Regions from separate parts of the Homo sapiens genome. Here region 1 is linked to region 2. The links are chromatin contacts, found by POLR2A ChIA-PET in ENCODE. All regions are on one chromosome and are shown on one strand. The core of a region is the stretch at or near the end of the contact, and the rest is flanking DNA. Distances in the headings are between cores, read along the strand shown.

What was found. ChIA-PET counts read pairs that join two places held with the same protein, here RNA polymerase II (POLR2A).
Region 1: POLR2A ChIA-PET joins it to region 2 with 12 read pairs in activated T-cell. The contact joins two enhancer-like sites. POLR2A ChIA-PET finds 5 or more read pairs at or near these places in 2 of 52 experiments (B cell and activated T-cell).

The regions. Positions count from the first base shown.
Region 1 is chr21:29,399,503-29,406,133 of GRCh38, reverse strand. No RefSeq gene overlaps it. Among named protein-coding and RNA genes, the nearest start is that of BACH1-IT2, 30 kb to the right of the region's middle. Within about 2 kb of position 2,038, at least 3 of the 41 ENCODE cell types and tissues checked have a DNase peak (open chromatin) inside an H3K27ac peak, as active enhancers do.
Region 2 is chr21:29,159,645-29,165,564 of GRCh38, reverse strand. It overlaps MAP3K7CL (MAP3K7 C-terminal like), which reads right to left. Exons shown (of 5, transcript NM_001286620.2): 4 at 5,509-5,624. Among named protein-coding and RNA genes, the nearest start is that of LINC00189, 31 kb to the left of the region's middle. RefSeq lists a silencer at 903-1,197. Within about 2 kb of position 1,929, at least 11 of the 41 ENCODE cell types and tissues checked have a DNase peak (open chromatin) inside an H3K27ac peak, as active enhancers do.

The DNA of each region.
Region 1 (6,631 bases), core at 789-3,288, 240 kb before region 2:
CCCCAGGGCCAGGAGTGGTGGCTCACACCTGAATTCTAGCACTTTGGGAGGCTGAGGCAGGAAGATTGCTTGATTTCAGGAATTTGAGACCAGCCTGGCCAACATAGGGAGACCCCATCTCTACAAAAAATTTTTGAAAGCCAGGCATGGTGGCTCCCACCAGTGGTCCCAGATACTCAGGAGGCTGAAAGAGGCGTATTGCTTGGGCCAAGGAGGTCAAGGATCAGTGAGCTGTGATTGTGCCACTGTGATTGTGCCTGGGCAACAGAGCAAGACCCTGTCTCAAAAAAGAAAAGGAAAGAAAGAGAAAGGGAGAGGGAGAAAGAAAGAAGAGAGAGAGAGAAAGAAAGAAAGGAAGGAAGGAAGGAAGGAAGGAAGGAAGGAAGGAAGGAAGGAAGGAAAAAGAAAAAGAAAGAAAGAAAGAAAGGAAAAGAAAAGAAGAAAAAAAGAAAAGAAAAGAAAAGAAAGAAAAAGAAAGAAGGAAGGAAAGCAGGCAGGCTGGCTGTATAGAGCAGTGGAGCCCTGGACAGGGCCCAGGAAACCATTTTTCCCTCCTAGGCCTCTGGGACCGTGATGGGAGGGTCTGCCATAAAGGTCTCTGACATGCCCTGGAGACATTTTCCCCATTGTGCTGGTGATTAACATTTGGCTTCTTGTTACTTACGCAAATTTCTGTAGCCATCTTGAATTTCTCCCCAGAAAATGAGGTTTTATTTTCTATCACATTGTCAGGCTACAAATTTTCTAAACTTTTATGCTCTGCTTACCCTTAAACACTTTGCCACTTAGAAATTTCTTCTGCCAGATACCCTAAACCATCTCTCTCAAATTCAAAGTTCCACAGATCTCTAGGACAGGGGGAAAATGCCACCAGTCTCTTTGCACAGCAAGTGTGACCTTTACTCCAGTTCCCAACAAGTTCCTCATCTCCACCTGAGACCATCTCAGCCTTGACTTTATTATCCATATCACCATCAGCATTTTGGTCAAAGCCATTCAACAAATCTCTAGGAAGTTCCAAACTTTCCCACATTTTCCTATCTTCTTCTGAGACCTCCAAACTGTTCCAAATGACAGGGACAGGAGACAGGAAACTACTGGATAGAAAAGAGCAGTTCCCACCCTCAAGCCTTGATACCCACAGCCCTGAGAACAGGTATTTCTGTTTTCATGCTCAAAAAGTTGCCTTTTGGCTCACCACATCCCCATATTCTGTACCCATATAAATCCCAAACCCCAGACTCCATAACCAGATGAACAGAGGAGCAGAAGAGTGGCAGAATAGCACAGCAGAGAAGGAGAGAAGAGAAGGAATATCTGAACATCAAAAGGAGTTCAGCTGGGTATGGTCAGAGAGGAGATTGGCAACTGGACAGCCATAATCCAGGGGAACATCATCTTCCTACTCTATCCCCTGTCCAGCTCCCCATACATCCCACTGAGAGCCACCTCTACCACTCAATAAAACCCCCACATTCATCCTTCAAGTCTGTGTGTGACCCAATTCTTCCAGGATGCTAGACAAGAGCTCAGGATCCAGAAGGCTATCACACTGGCCCTCTGCCCTTGCAAAAAGGCATAGAGTCCACTGAGCTGGTTAACACTTAAGCTATCGGTGGAGAGCAAGGCTAAAAGAGTACACTGTAACATGTGTCCACTGGTCTTTGGGAGTCACAGACAACCACCCCTAGACACTGCCACGGGGCTAGAGCCCAAAAGTGCTCACCCTAGTTCCTGCCTCTGCCCCTCTGTGTGCTCCCCCTCCCTCACAGTGGCTGAACAGAGAGCCACACCCTTGTCACATGTCCTGTGAAGGAGGTCAGGGAACTCTCCTGTTTCACAACCTCTGCCTGTTACCCAATTCCAAGGTTACTTCCACATTTTCAGGCACTTTACAGCAGCATCCCACTACCTGGTACCAATTTACTGTATTAGTCCCTTCTCATGCTGCTAATAAAGACATACCTGAGACTGGGTAATTTATAAAGGAAAGAGGTTTAATTGACTCACAGTTCAGCATGTCTGGGCATGCCTCAGGAAACTTACAATCACGGCAGAAGGGGAAGCAAACACGTCCTTCTTCACATGGTGGCAGCAAGGAGAAGCACCAAGCAAAAGGGGGAAAAGCCCCTTATAAAACCATCAGATCTCATGAGAACTCACTATCATGAGGACAACAGCATGGGGCTAACCACCCCCATGATTTGATTACTTCCCACCAGGTCCCTCCCATGACACATGGGGATTACAGGAACTACAATTCAAGATGAGATTTAGGTGGGGACACAGCCAAACCATATCAGTGGGTACATAGTAGGTGCATGTATTTGTATTGTATATTTTTTACCTTTATATGTTCTTCTTTTATTTTTTAACTTTTAGTCTTATTTGTATGTTTTAAATTTTTATATATTTTTATTCAATTTGCTTTTTCAAGCAACATTATGTTTATGAGGTTCTTTCATGAATGTATTTGGCTCTAGTTCATTAATTTTCAGTATTACATAGTATCTATCATATGAACACTCCACCATGAGTTAATCCACATTTCTGTTGATGGCTACTGAAGCTGTTTCTAAGTGTTTGCTACAATAAACCATTTGGCTCTGTCTCCCTGGGAATATGGGCAAGATGTCCTAGGGTATATTTCTAGAGTAAAAGCTGCTGAGTCACAGAGGAAATTAATTTCCAACTTTACTAAATATTGCAAAATTGATCTCCAAAGTGGCTACACAAATCTAAATTCCCCCTTGCTGTGCATAGGAATTGTTATTGCCTTATATCCTTGTAACCATTTGGTATTGTCAGACTTTAAATTTTCTGCCAGTATGATGAGTGTCAAATTATACCTCACAGTGATTTCTTTTACCATTATCCACATTACTAGTGGAGTTAATAATCTCTTCAAATCAGTATTTGTAATTTATTATTTCTGTGAGATTCCATGTTCTTTTTTTTGGGGGGGACCATTTTTTGATAATGTTGTTTGTTGTGCTTTTCTTATTGATGTAGAGAATTTCTTATATAAACTGGATATTAATCTTCTATTGATTATACATGCTGCAAATATTTTTCTTTCTTATTATAATACCTTTTGATGAACAAAAATGTTTTATGTAGTTTGTGTTGTCAATATTTATCTCTATAATTTGTATGTTTTCTGTTTTCTTTATTCCCTACCCTAAAGTCTTGAAGATATTATCCTTTATTTTCTTCTAAATTTTTAGAGTTTCTATTTTCACAGTCAGGTGTTGAACGAACCTTGAGTTCACATCCCTAGGAGATGCAAAGCAGCATGGCATCGTGATTGAGAGCATGGAGTCCGGAGGCAGACTACCTGGGTTCACTTCTCAGCTCTGCCACTTTTTAACCTGTCATTTAACTTCCACGTACTCCAGTTTCTTAATCTGTAAATGGGTACCTAATCATAGGTATGAGTAAAGTTGCAATTAGAATATATAATATTACTCATAGGTAAGAGTAAAGTTGCAATTAGAATATACAAAACCTTTTAGAACAGCACCTACTGAGTGCAGTGGAAGGGATTACTCTTATTATTATATGAGCTCTAGTTTTATTTTTGCATGTGGATAGCCAATTTTCCCACTCCTACATGTTATCTAGTCCATTGCTTTCTCACTGATTTAACAATGCCACTTACATCATACATCAGCTTTCATGTAGGTGTTGACATTTTTCTTGGTTTCCCAGTCTTCCAGTGGTCTATCTGTCTATCCTTTAGGGAAATCTCAAGCCTCCATTTAAAATTTCCTGAGTTCTAAAAATCCCTGAAGTTATCACTCCTGCTTGTTCTTTCATCTACAGTCCCATCTCAACAATATCATTGTAGCTGTTAGTGAAACATAAAGGTTTCCTGTGAGTTTCCTGGGGCTGCCATAACAAAGTACCACAAAATTGGTGACTTAAGACAACAGAAATGTATTTTTCAAATGTGTTGTTCAGAAATGTTCACAGTTCTGGAGGCTAGAAGTCCAAAATCAAGGTGTCAGCAGGACCATGCTCCCTCTGAAATCTGTAGAGAAAACCCTTGCCTCTTCCTAACTTCTGGGGATTTGCTGTCAATTTTTGGTGTTCCCTGGCTTACAGATGTATCCCTCCAATCCCTTATTTTCACATAACATTCTCCCTGTGTCTCTTCACATGGAGATCTTTTCATGAGGACACCAGTCCGATTAGGGCCCACTCTACTTCAGTGTGACCTTGTCTTAACAAATCACATCTGCAATGTCCCTATTTCCAATTAAGGTCACATTCTGAGGCGCTGTGAGTTGGAACTTCATTTGGGGGGAATATAAAATTCAACTTGTAACGAGGGCATAGCCAAAAAAATACTAACGTTGAGCTTTAATGAAAGCTTCTAATCCTCTCCTGGACATTGTAATTTACCCCCGGATGCTTCCTGCCATACTGCCATCAAGTACAGTAATTTAATCCTCCTGGATCCAGACGCACTAACTCAGATTTTAAAACAAATAATTGCAAGCTTCAAATTCTAACCAACTACCTCCAGAGTTTGTAAAAAATGAAGATTTTTAGAAGCCCACCTCCAGAGATTCTTATTCAGTGGTTAAGTTGATCAATGCTAATGCAGGTAGTCAAGAGACTATATTTCGGGAAGCACTGGTCTAGAAAGAAGTGTTAAAAGACATGTCCCCTAAGGAAGGGGCAATTGGTGGAGCAGCCAGCCTCATCACTCAGCTCTCAGGCTGGTCTAAAGGTCTTGGAAGGGGCTAAGGAGAACTTTGCTCTGCCATGATAAGTAGTCTGGAAAGTGAGATTAATACTACTTCACCACTTAAAATCCTTTCCTTAGAGGATCATAGAATTGAACTGGTTCCGATCTTTAATTAGCAATTCAATTGTGTCTTCAGTTTTCACAGGCTGCAGATTCCCTCAAGGTCTAAAGTATGACACTGCAGCAATCTATTCCACACTTGGAGCAAGGATTGCTTTTTTTTATTTGGAAAAAAAAAGGAAAAAAAAAGAGACAACAGCTTGGTGTTTGTTAAGAGCCTACTATTTGCCAGGCATTCTAGGCACTAGCGATGCAGCACTGAACAAAACCAATAGCATCCCTGTTATCACAACGCTTTTATTCTAGTGAATGGGAAACAATTGAGAAGCAAGATAAATTAGTAATATATGTGCAAATTCTATCATGATAGAGTTTTGACTGTTCCATTTAATTTTCATCCCTGGGACCTAGAATGATCCTTAGCACACAGTAGATGATCAACAAATATATATTGAATACCAAATGGTGATAAGTGTAATGACAAAAAATAAAGTAGGGAAATGAAACAAAGTGTGGGGAGGGTGCAATTTTAAATGGAAGAATCACAGAAAGCTTCATAGGAAAAGTGTCATTGGAGTAAAGTTCTGAAGGAAATGAGAATGCAAGTCATGTACATATATCTGGGAAAGAAGGGAGCCTTAGAACAGCATCAGCAAAGGCCCTGAGATAGGAGCATACTTGTGTGTTCAAAGAACAGCATAGAGAGAAAGAAAAGAGGGGAAGAGAAGTAGGAGGGTGGAAAGGTAAAGAGTGCGAGGGATGGCCAGATATGCACTGGGATGTCTTGGCATCAGCTCTGAGATGGGAAGGCACTGAGAGTTATAAACAGTGGAGTGAGGCTGAGACAAGAGGATCCCTCGAAGCCAGGAATTCATGACCAGCCTGGGCAACATAGCAAGACTCACCTCTCTACAACAAAAACTTAAAAATTAACTGGGTGTGGTGGCATGTGCTTGTAGTCCTAGCTACTTGGGAGGCCAAGGCAGGAGAATCACTTGAGCCCAGGAGTTCAAGGCTGCAGTGAACTATGGTTATGACAGCCTGGGTGAAAGAGCAAGACTTTGTCTCAAATAAAATAAAACAGTGGAATGATAGAAGCTGCTTATATTTTAACAGGTTTATTTCAACTGCTGTGTTAGAACACTGAAGAAAACAAGGGTACAAGCAGGAAGCTATTGCAAAAAATCCAATGAGAGATGAGACTGTCTCAGACCCAAATGGTCACAGTAATAGGATGAAAAGGGATAAGATTCTAGGTATATTTTGAAGGTTTGGGCAACAGAACTTGCTAATGAATGGGATGCTGGACATGAGAAAAAGAGAGCAAAGATATAGTCAAGTGAGAATGTGGAGGAACTGGAACTATAATCCACTGTTCGTGGAAATGCAAGATGGTACAGCCACCTTGGAAAATTATTTGGCAGTTTCTTAAGAAGCTACACAATGCACCTACCCACCCAAACATGCCACTCTTAGGTGATTTACTCAAGAAAAATGAAATCAAATACCTACACAAAGACCACTATGGAATGTTCATGGCAACTTTAATCATAATAGCCAACAACTGGGAGCAAGTCAAACGTTCATCACATGAAGAATGCATAAGCAAATCGTGGTGTGTCTATATAATGAAATGTTAATCACAACACAAAGAAGCAAACTACCATTTCACACATGAATAAATATCAAAATATTCACTCTAAGTAAAAGAGACATAACGAGAGTACCTACTGTATAACTCCATCTATATAAAATTCCGGAAAATGTAAACTAGCCATGATGAAAAGTAAATCAGTGGTCTCTTGGGGACAGACT
Region 2 (5,920 bases), core at 680-3,179:
TATAAAAATATATATAACATGAGGATGCAAAGACATAAGGATAATACAATGGACTTTGGGGACTCGGGAAAGGGTGGGAGAGGAGTGAGGAATAAAAGAATATACATTGTGTACAGTGTACCCTGCTTGGGTGACAGGTGTACCAAAATCTCAGAAATCATCACTAAAGAACTTATTCATGTAACCAAGCACCACCTGTGCCCCAAAAACATATTGAAATTAAAAAATAAAAATTAAAATGAATAAATAAAACATTCTTCAATCTGACTTTTCTAAGAGTCTGTCTATTTTTCTGACATTTCAGTTAATCTTCTAAACACCAAAGTACCCAATACAATATTTCATACCAAAAAAATAAATAAGTGGTTTCTCTACTGGATGAGATAAAATGCTTTATCTGGAACAAAGCAAACTTTACAGTTGATTGTAGCTTAATAATATACTTTTAAAAATTTCTGTCAAACAATTTGGTAATAGATTTCATTTTTTTATTTTATTTTTTCTAAATTTGGTGATAGATTTCAAAAGCCATAAAATGTCTATATCTCATTTCAATGACTTTCATATTACATACACAAAAAGCTAGGTATGTTGTAGAAAAATGCTTATAATATTTACGGAAAAAATCATGTTATACATTCCACGTTACTGTATATGCAATTATATTAAAATGTCTATTCACATGCAAAAGGCCTAGAAAGAATTAGATAAAAATGATAGCAGGAGTTCTTTAAAGATATCAGAATTCTTGGTAATTTTTCAAAGCTTTCAAGAAAGTCCTTCCCACCTTTTTCACACGGAGAAGAAAAAAAAAATCAGTAAAAATATAACAAACCTCTCGTACATCATTGGTCATAAGCCAGAAGCGATTCTTTAAATTGGATTCAGCCAATGCTGAGTTTATAATCCTAGAAAATGTTTGACTCTCTTTCTCCATCCAACAGATATGATTTAAAATAACAGTTTCAGCAACTCTTCTCATCACGCCTCTTAAGACAAATTCTCCCAAACTTGATCCAGGGAGACCTCCTCTGGAGATGAGAGAGAAGTTCAGTTTGGAGTTCAAACCTTAAGCAGTGTCTGAACGACTCCAATAAAGAAAAACTGTCTTTTAAAATACCTTAGTTAGCGTCTCTCTTTGCATCTAGCTTACGCCAGCCAAGCTAGAGGCAACATAATCAGCTACACTTTATGAAATAATGAGAAAGAAATTCTCAACAGAATCATCAAAAAATGGAGAGCTAACTACTTGGGTCAAATTCACTTGGCCCAATATATCTTGCTTGAAAATAAAGACTGTTTGGGAAAAGACATGTTGCAAAATGAATTTCCACTTCAGTAAAGTCTTAATGAAAATAACGATCATTAACAATCCTTGGAAAACCAAGCTCATGTATTTATAAATATAAGATATTACCATATTTCCCAATTTAACAATGTATCCTAGCAGTTTGTTTTTTTTTTTTAAATGGAGTCTCGCACTGTCACCCGGGCTGGAGTGCAATGGTGTGATCTAGGCTCACTGCAACCTCCACCTCCCGAGTTCGAGCAATTTTCCTCCTAGCAGTCCTTTATTGCTGATATTGACTCTGTAATACCAGCACTTTGGGCGGCTGACGTGGAAGGATTGCTGTAGGTCAGGAGTTTGAGACCAGCCTGGGCAACATAGCAAGATGCCATCTCTTTAAAAAAATTTTTTTAATTAACTGGGCATGCTGGCATGCACCTGTCGTCCCAGCTATTCAAGAGGCTGAGGTGGGAGAGTTGCTTGAGCTCAGGGGGTTGAGGCTGCAGTGAGCTATGATTGCATCACTGCACTCCAGCCTGGGTGACAGGGCAAGACTTTGTCTCAAAAAAAAAAAAAAAAAAAAGGAAGAAAGGGGCCTGTTAGGCCAAGAGCTTGGTGTGAACAGGGGCTCAGTGACTGGAGGACCCACCTCCTGCCCCGGGAGAAGTGAGGAGGCCAATGTAGCTGAAGTTGAGGGATGAGATTGGAAGTTCTACAGAGGTTCCAAGGCATCCCCAGGGAGGTCTTGAAATCTATGCCAAGAACTGGCTGTCATTTTCTAGCAACAAGAAACCCTAGGCAGGGAAACTAGTTACAATATTGCATCAACCAAGATCTCAAGTAATAAGTCCCAAGCCCAAATGGTAGAAGTGAGAATGAAGAAAAAGGAACTTGAGACTTTACGAAAAAGAAAATATATATATAATGAAAGAATTTGGCCTTGGCCCTACATCTAGCCAATTATTTAGGGAGACACTTCAAGTACTTTGGGGAAGGAAACAAGATGAGTTCTGCAGAAACACACACAGGCATATAAGTAATTAAGGAGGGGGTCCGGCCCACTTGTATGTGGTCTGGAAGGTTGTATAAAATACCTCCACTAGCCTGCTAGCCATGTTACTTCTAGAAGTTGACTTTTCCTTTTTTTATTTTTTATTTTTATTTTTTTGAGACAGTCTCACTCCGTCACCCAGGCTGGAATGCAGTGGCGTGATCTTGGCTCACTGCAACCTCCGCCTACTGGGTTCAAGCAATTCTCATGACTCAGCCTCTTGAGTAGCTGCGATTACAGGCACGTGCTATCTACCACACCCGACTAATTTTTTTGTATTTTTAGTAGAGACAGGGCTTTGCCATGTTGGCCAGGCTAGTCTCAAACTCCTGACCTCAGGTGATCCGCCTGCCTTTCCTCCCAAAGTGCTGGGATTACAGGTGTGAGCCTCTGCGCCTGGCCCCTTTTTTCATTTTAATATTGTTGTAGTGGTACCCAGAGTTATCATTGCTTTCAATGTAAACAGTAAGGATATGTTTCAAACATTAGATAGGAGTCACTCTCATGTCATTATCCTACCATATCATTTTTTTTTTTTTTTTGAGACAGAGTTTTGCTCTTGTTGCCCAGGCTGGAGTGCAATGGCACGATCTCAGCTCCCTGTAACCTTCACCTCCTGGGTTCAAGCGATTCTCCTGCCTCAGCCTCCCGAGTAGCTGGGATTACATGCGCCCACCACTACACCAGGCTAATTTTTGTATTTTTTAGTAGAGACAGGGTTTTGCCATGTTGGCCAGGCTGGTCTCGAACTCCTGACCTCAGGTGATCTGCCTGCCTCGGCCTCCCAAAGTGCTGAAATTACAGGTGTGAGACACTGCGTCTGGCCCCTACCATATTTTTTTTAATGCAACATAAAAAAAACTTACAGAACATGTAATTTAGGGGATGAGTATTGCATTTCCAAAAAAAAAAAAGCTACACATAAATTTAATTTAAATAACAAAGTCCTCCAGTACCTTCAGTCTGAAGAGTTTATAAATAGAGACATAATTACTGAGGATTTTTCTATCATACCACCACACTTCACACACACACACCAGAAGATACATTTACAGGCTATTCGTCATATAGATCTTCTTTGACTTCAATATGGATCACATGATTAATAATCCTCAATTCCTTCATGAAATTTTTTGTAGGACTCCAACTGTGTGTAATCATGCAATCTGAGTATTCCAAGCAACTTTATCAAAACTCTTAGAACAAAAAGAAAATAGTCAGACATGGAAGAGAAAATTTGTATTTGTGACCTCCTAATAAACATCTTTTAATCCCCTGTAGCCAAAAGTCTAGATACAATTTTATGTTTGAAGCATGGCAAACCAAGCAAGGAAGGAAGGGTTTGTAAGGTACTAACTGAGGTTTTGCAGAAGTCTGGCCCCAAAACCCATACTGTCCACCATCATGCTATACTGTCCGACCACCATTCTGGGAGTCTCAAAAAAATTGTAAGGATTTCACAAACTTCTCAACACAAAATATATTTCATTCGCTTTTTGTAAAAATTAAATTTTGTGTGTGTGTGTATTTTTATTATACCACCACACTTCACATACACACACCAGAAGATACATTTATTCACAGGCTATTGATTATATAAATCTTCCTTTGACTTCAATACTGGTCACATTATTAATAATCTTTAATTCCTTTATGAAATTTCATATCTATATTAATGAAAATAATAATCATTAATAACCCTTGGAAAACCAACCTCATGTATTTATAAATATAAGATATAATCATATTTCCTAATTTAACAATTCATCTTAGCAGCCCTTTATTGCTGATATTGACTCTGTAATACCAGCACTTTGGGAGGCCAAGGTTGGAGGATTGCTTGAGGTCAGAAGTTTGAGACAAGCCTGGGCAAGATAACAAGATCCCATCTGTAAAAAAAAAATTGTTTTTTTTGAGATAGAGTCTCACTCTGTTGCCCAGGCTGAAGTATAGTGGCACGTGATCTCAGCTCACTGCAACCTCTGCCTCCCAGGTTCAAGCGATTCTCCTGCCTCAGCCTCCCGAGTAGCTGGGATTACAGGTGCCCGCCACCACACCCGGCTAATTTTTGTATTTTTAGTAGAGACAGGGTTTCACCATGTTGGCCAGGCTGTTCTCAAATCCTGACCTCAGGTGATCTACCAGCCTCGGCCTCCTAAAGTGCTGGGATTATAGGCGTGGGCCACTGCGCCCGGCCCCCACAAAATATTTTTTAATTAGCTGAGCATGGTAGCATGTTTATTTCTTCTCCCCTTCCTTTTATTAGGGTGACACGTGATATATAAGAAATAAAGAATCACAATATGTTTGTGTTCTGTTTCACACATCAACAATAATTTACTCAGCCTCTAGGTGCCACATATCATACCAGGCTCCAGGAATCTGATGGTGACAACACCTGACTATCAGTGCTTTTATGGCACTTACCACCTAGTAGGAGATGTAATCAAAAGGAGATCTAATCAAAAGATCCTAGTAATCAAGATATCTCGTTAATAAATGGGAAATCCCAACCAGCTAGTACTGTGAAGGAAAGGTGTCTACTCTGAAGCTTTGCAAGTATAAAAGAATGGGATTCACTGGGGTAGGCACTGGCGGAATCAAGTGCAATTAAAAAGAAGGATCCAGAAACAAAAAGTTATGAGTGAGTAAAATCAGAATGCTTTAATTAATAGAACTGTATAATTCCCTATAGCAGAACTGTAATAGTAATAAAAGCTATCAAGATAAAAACTTACCCTACTATAAAATGTAGTCAGTCAACTAAAACGTTTACATTATTTTGAAGAGCTATCCCAGTGGCTTCTTCACGTGATGTGGGAATGCCATCATTTAAGCAGAAATTAAAATTCACACCAAGCCACAGTGCTCTGCAGCCTCTGGGCACATTTACGGAAAACATAGTGTGGTTTTGGGTGGTATTTTGGCATTTTTAATTTCATGAACTAAAATGTCTTATTTAAAAAATTAAGTTTTGAGTAGGAAGCATTCCTGGTATTCCTTTTGCTACTCCATAAAGCACTTAATCTCCAATAGCACCACTTGAATCATTGCTGTAACCCCCTTGCCTCCCTGTCATCCTCACACTCAGCCTGTCCCCTGCCCATTGCCCCTGGTCCTTGCCCAGTAGGCAGTGCTCAGATGTAGAGTGAGGGGGGTAGGTACTTACTTCCTTTGCTCAAGCAGGGTGATTTCCTTTTTGACCTCATGGTATTCTTCTGCTATTTGGCAGTGCTGTTTGAACACCTCCATGGATTCCTCGGAGTCATGACAAGGCGGCAGGGGCTTCACAAACAACAAGAAGAAATTAGTCCATTTCTTTGCATCAGGATAAATTACCAACCATTTTGCTCGCTGATGTTCTTTAAACGAAGGTTTTTTCTTCTTCTTTTTTTTTTTTAACGTGAGAACAGCATTGTCAGTCAACATTCAACAGAGTTCAGCTGATTCTATTTGACTGAAAATAGAGAGGTGGACAGATAGTCTCCACATTCATCTCCCAGTGTCATTCATGGGCATCTCAGGCCTGAGCCAGAGCCCTGAAATCCATTACATGTCAGTTACCTGCCTTGTGATGGAGT